2 separate regions of the Homo sapiens genome follow, and region 1 is linked to region 2. Evidence: chromatin loops called from intact Hi-C (ENCODE). Cell type or tissue: GM12878. All regions are shown on one strand. Links, peaks and the distances in the headings refer to the core of each region. The heading gives the core; the rest is flanking DNA.

The links. A loop is a pair of places that touch in the nucleus more often than their neighbours do. Peaks named below come from ENCODE experiments on the same cell type or tissue, not always from the same donor. Only the 100,000 strongest peaks of a DNase experiment are listed, where the experiment ranks them.
Region 1: it touches region 2 in a loop (2.8-fold over the local background); 7 of 110 quality-filtered maps call a loop at or near these places.

The regions. Positions count from the first base shown.
Region 1 is chr3:8,577,813-8,580,728 of GRCh38, reverse strand. All of the region lies in intron 4 of LOC107986009 (a long non-coding RNA gene), which reads left to right. Among named protein-coding and RNA genes, the nearest start is that of LINC00312, 7.5 kb to the right of the region's middle. In GM12878, for the core only: no CTCF peak of the experiment used is centred there; DNase peaks (open chromatin) are centred at 1,418 and 2,138.
Region 2 is chr3:8,503,123-8,506,025 of GRCh38, reverse strand. The region is part of intron 1 of LMCD1 (LIM and cysteine rich domains 1); the gene reads right to left. Among named protein-coding and RNA genes, the nearest start is that of LMCD1, 2.8 kb to the right of the region's middle. In GM12878, for the core only: no CTCF peak of the experiment used is centred there; a DNase peak (open chromatin) is centred at 1,549; H3K4me3 peaks cover 1,199 bases; H3K27ac peaks cover 2,366 bases.

The sequences.
Region 1 (2,916 bases), core at 200-2,699, 75 kb before region 2:
GATGGTTAAGAAGACAAACTTGAGGAAATCTCCCATAGTTCTTCTCCTACTCAACACCATGTGGGTTGTTTGGACAGAGTGTGGGTGGTGGTTTTCTTTTTCTATTTTTTTTTTTTTTTTGAGACAGAGTCTCAGTCTGTCACCCAGGCTGGAGTGCAGTGACGCAATCTTGGCTCACTGTAACCTCTGCCTCCCGAGTTCAAGCAATTCTCCTGTCTCAGTCTCCCGAGTAGCTGGGACTACAGGCACCTGCCACCACACCTGGCTAATTTTTGTATTTTCAGTAGAGACAGGGTTACACCTTTTTGGTCAGGCTGGTCTCAAATTCCTGACCTCAGGTGATCCACCCACCTTGGCCTTCCAAAGTGCTGGGATTACAGGCATGAGCCACCGCGCCTGGCTGGAGGTTTTCTTTTGCATGATGTGTGCAGAAAGGCTGGGCTGGGCAAGACTTGGAAAGGATAATTAAACGTGGCCTTGATAACCTTTGCCCAAATTTCCCGCCTCATCTGTAGGCACTTTTTGCAGTCCCCTCCAAGCCCCTGATGACAGCCCCTTTCCTGCCTCTTTGATTTGAACCATGCTGTCAAGTTGCCTTCTCTCCCCTCTCAAGGTCCTTCCTTAAGGAACTGGCAGACTGGGAGGGGCATGATGCTTCTACTGCTCTCTGTTAATGCTGCCAGTAGCCAGGAATGAGCCTTTTGGCATGGTCTGGTCTAGAGCTTTTTGCACCTGGTCGCTGGGAGCCCTAGGGGTCTGTGCAGAGGCCTTGGATGCTGCCATGAGAGGCTGATGGGTCGGGTGGTATTGGGGGAAGTCTCTAGCTCCCCTCTTCCTGCTGATTCTTGCAGCCCTACTTTCATTTACTTTATATATGGAGAGACTGTGTAAAATTTCATTGACATTAATAGTTCAAAAAATATTTGAATGTATCTGACTTAGCCCATTAAATGCTGCTGAAAGAATGCTCATCTCAAATCAGACTAGGAGGGAGCCATTAAGCAGGCCACATATGAATAGGGCTCTTGACAATGTACACAGCTCTTTCGTATTGCCTACCCCATTTCATCTACCTGAGAGGCGGATAGGACGGATAGTCCCATTGTACAGTTGAACATGAAGGTTTAGAGCCACTCTGTGGTAAAGCTCAGATCTGAACTCAGACTTTCTGCCTTCTTGGCCAGGGCTTCTTTTTATATCTAGAGTCCCCAGGAACTAGGTAGCCCTGGGTGGCTGAAAGAAGACTCTGGCTAGGAAAAGCCTAAGCTACTCTGCTGGCAGGGCCCTGATACCAGGGTGGCTATGGGATGGGTGTAGCGAGAGAGCATCAGAACGGTGTTCTAGTCTTCAGAGACCTCAGAAAGTCCCTCTCTCTAAGTAACACCTGGCACTGACTTCTCTGATGAGTCATTTGGTGCTGGGTTATAGTGTCTGCCATTGTTCCTCTTCCTAGACCTTTTCCTAAAACACAGCCGTTGAAACGCTTACAGGAGGGGAGAAGAGCCCAGATGTCTGGCCTCAAATTAGGGGCGTGTGTGTAACCCCCTTACTCCCCCACTCCCAGAAAGGAAGTCTGATGCTACATGAGTCTCTAAGATAGCAGTCACTAGCTCAAGTCCATTCTTTTCAGACAGCCGCTCATTTGCCTGCAGATGACTTAGTTTTTTTGGTAAAAGCCATCAGTGAGGAAAATAGTTCTAATTCTGCATTATAAATGGAACAGACAACACCCAGATTAGCCTTGTTTATTATTATAGTTATTTTTTCCTCTTGGAAAGTTTTCTAGCATGGAGGACACCACATTGTGTCATGAAACCTTTGCCTGGAACTGAGTTTGCCTTTAAACTTTTTAAGTGGAAAGAAGTTTCCTAGAGTGAACAGTGCCCTGACCCCTAAAGTGAAGTCAGTTCCCAAAGTCACTCCCCATGGACAATGGGTGGCCTATATCTGGGGCCATGTGCACATTCTCATGCAAGAGGATTCCTACTCAAGACAATAGAAAGCAATCACAATTTTAGCAAAGTCCAGAGGATCTCATTCTAATTTGTAGCTTGACAGCCCAATCAAATGGAACCAAAAAAATACATGTACCCAATCAGAAGGCACTTGTGTGACTCTGAATATGGAAGAAGAAATGAAAGTCAAAAGAAAAGCAGGCATCCATCCTGAGGACCGTAGTAGACTGCCAGGCATTTTTAGACTTGAATGATTCGACTTCTCATTGTTAATAGCGAGAGTCTCTGGGGCTATTTAAACTTTTGTTTCGTCATTCCAAGATAAGGTGTTTTAGATTTAGACTGTGGGTGTTCCCTCTAGAATTTTTGGCATTTTCTTCTTGGCCCCTATCTTTAATGACCCTTTGTTTAAAAAATGCTTTCCTTAAAAAATGTGAATATACTGGTGCATCCTGGCTCATTCTCTCAGACCCACATACTAATTTGGAATTTGTGATAATTCAGCCACTACTGAATTGACTTCCTTAAGCGAAGTGATACTGGTCATATATTGTATTTTACTTTGGAAAAGAAACAGCAGTTTTCTACTGCTGGTTCCAAATGAATTCAATTCGCTTACCAAGGCAAGACATGGAGTTTCTCCTAGATGGAAATGTGTTGGCTTCCTTGACTTAGAAATTCAACTTCTCATATCCTGTCACCTTGTTAGCTGAGGAGCCAAACATAATGTCTCATACCAGCTCCCTCTCTGAGGCTGGTTTCTTTTCTTTCTTTTTTTTTTTTTTTCTTTTTTTGGACAGGGTCTTGCTCTGTTACCCAGGCTGGAACAATCACAGCTCATCGCAGCCTCAACCTCTCAGGCTCAAGTGATCCTCCCACCTCAGCCTCCCAAGTAGCTGGGACTGCAGCCACATGCCACCATGCTGGGCTAATTTTTAATTTTTTGTGGAGGTGAGGTCTC
Region 2 (2,903 bases), core at 404-2,903:
AAAAAACAAGGCTCTATTATGGCAAAAAAGTTGCTTATACACCTATGGGCATGTCTCCAATGTCTTGGCTATTAAGGTCTTTAAGTGACAGTTTAATATGTTTTTAAGATTGAGAGAGCCAACGACAATTCACGAGGAGCTGTGTTTACATTGGATCAGCTCACCCGGGTGATGTGCCAGTAGTTTGGCACACTGCAGGAAGTGGAGGTGAAAGCAGGAAGGGCTGAGTACAGAGGGAAGGCCTAGCCTGAAGGACAGGAAAGCCAAGAGGGATGTGATGTAGAGAAGCATGGAGAGAGACATCCAGGTGGACCTGGCAATGGACTTAGAAGTACCATCATTTAATGCCCCTTGGGCATTGTGTTGAGGGGTGAGAATTTCTAATTGGATCCCTCTGGAGCCAGCCCACTGGTGACTGCACAGTCAACTATGAACAGGTTCCTAGCTCTCTTTCTTCTAATCCCTTCTAAATTCCTACAGATGGTTCCTTGACAGTCAAGGGGTCTGTATTCTTGCAGAGCCTAATAGGCTTCAGTACATTTTCTCTGCAACTTCTGATAAGGAGCTTGATCCCTCTGGGCCTCAGTTTCCTTATCTAAAAAGTAAGGCACTCCAAGTCCCCTTCGAGGCCTAACATTATATAACTCCAAAGTGAAATGCTCAATAACTGGCAATCCATGTTCAGAAGGAAAGACTGTTCCATGTAAGCAGATTTTGCACCCGTTGGGTGAGAATGAAGGCAACAGCATTTGGTCATTGTCTTAGCTTGTCAAAGCTGAGCAATGGCTTAGGTTCAGCTGAATGAAAGTTAGGTGCTCTTCAGATGGGGCAGTTATAAATAAAAGTGTCCTCATTCACCAGAAAATTCCTTTCCGCATCCATGCACCCACTGAAATGTACCGCCACCACCAAGGACTGCCATGGCTAACTCTGAGTGCCCATATGCTGAGCCTTTTATGTACATCATCTCACTTAATTATCACAGCCATCTTGGGAGGTAGATGCTGTTACTGTTTCTTCAACTTTCAAATGAGGTGAGGATACTGACTCAAAGTTAATTAGCTTGCCCAAGAGCACACAGCTAGTAAGTGGGGGAGCTGGGACTTAAACCAGATCTGAAGCCAAAGCCTGCACTAATAACTTGCATCCTTAATAAACAAGAACAAATCCATAGTCGAGATTGGTTTCACCCAGAAAAATGGCATTTGGCCTTCAAGGCCCTTTGTTACCAAGAAATGTTGGCGATTTCACCATTCTCAGGGAACTGTCTGTGCTAGGAAACCTTCTCTTTCCTAATAGAAAAAAAAAGATGGTTCAAGAGCAGCCGGTGGAAGCATTTTACTTAGAAAGAAAGAGAGAAGTTAGGGAACTTGTAAGCTCTGCCACGATGTATGTATGTGGCCCCCAGTGAGTCTCTTTCCCCAGCCTGTCTGGGGTTGGTTAGATGACCTTTAAGTCTACTCCAGTTTTTAGATTTTATGTTCTTTGCTGAAGATCTTTTTATGACTTTCCAGTTGGTGGGGATTCCCGCCCCAGCCCCCTCGGGGGTAGGGAAGCGGAAACAGCCTGTATGCCATTTTAAACCATTTCTCATTTTGTAAATAGGCCCCTTGTAGCTCTAAGAGTCTATGAAATTGTTTCAAAATGTCTAAGTGCGATTATGCATCCTGAAGCCAAATGTTATAAACCTCCCCCACATACTGTTGCAGATTTAAAAAATAAATATGCAGTAAAAGCTTTTCAGCGTGTTGCTGATATCACGTAGTACTTAATCACTTCTGTGACATTCAGTTCAGCAAGGGGAGCTTCTCGGCTCTCCTCCCTCCCCTCCACATTTTGAGTTGAAGGCATTGGTTAACCTACAAAATGGTGATCTTCCTCCTGATTGTCGCAGTCCCAAGAGATAAAAAAAATCTGCCCTTTCATCTCTACCCACCACATTCTTTCTCTAAGCCTGTAATTGGATCTAAATGGAAAACAAACCCTTTGCAGGCCAAGGAAGTTGGCACTAGGGGGTGACAAGAAGGAGAACATGTTCCACCTCTAATCAGGATAATCACACTCCCCTATGCAAAGGAAAATAAAAACAAGGCTTCCTCCAAGTGGCAACACAGGACTGTGGTGAGGAGGAGGAGTCTCCATATACCTCATCTCACCTCATACAGTAACTATCAACCAGCTTATATTAAAAATACTCAGAATCATTTCACTTTCCAGAGGACAATGGAACTCTGCCACCTTTAGCCGTGAACTATTCTGTGTCTGAACTTGGGGAGGCAGTTCAGACACACAAATATCAATGCTACAAGTTAAAAAATAATGCATAAAATGAAGCCTATGCAAACAGTGTGGTCTTAGCTGGACAGATATTCTCATGAGTCACCCACAGGTTTTTGAGTCCTGCTGTGTGGCATGGTGTGCTATGTTCAAACAGGGATGAACAAGACAGGTTTGCCCTCAAGGAGTCCAGAAAAATGTATAGAGAAATAAGAGCATTGCATGCATAACTCACTACTAGGTAGCAATTAATAGGTATCTTCTAAGAGTCTAAAATGTTATGGTAATTTCTGTAGGAGGGGAAATGACTTGATTCTGCAAATAGCTTGGCAAATGCAGTGAGGCATGATACATTCCAGACAAATGCCCAGATTCAATGTGACTTGGTACCCACATTTAGAAGGATCCACTGGACTCTGTGACAGGGTCTGGGCAGGTGGTCTACAGAAGAGCACAGCTACAAATTAGACAGTGCATGCTGTGCCTCTGAGTGGCTGTTTGTGTCTTTAGTTTGATTCTCACGTCTTTTGTTTTTCCCCCTCTCATTCTACCCTGCAGGTTAATGGCAGATATTTAAGGAAGACTTTGCCCTTCAAGACTAAACCCTGTGAAATCAGAGTTTAACA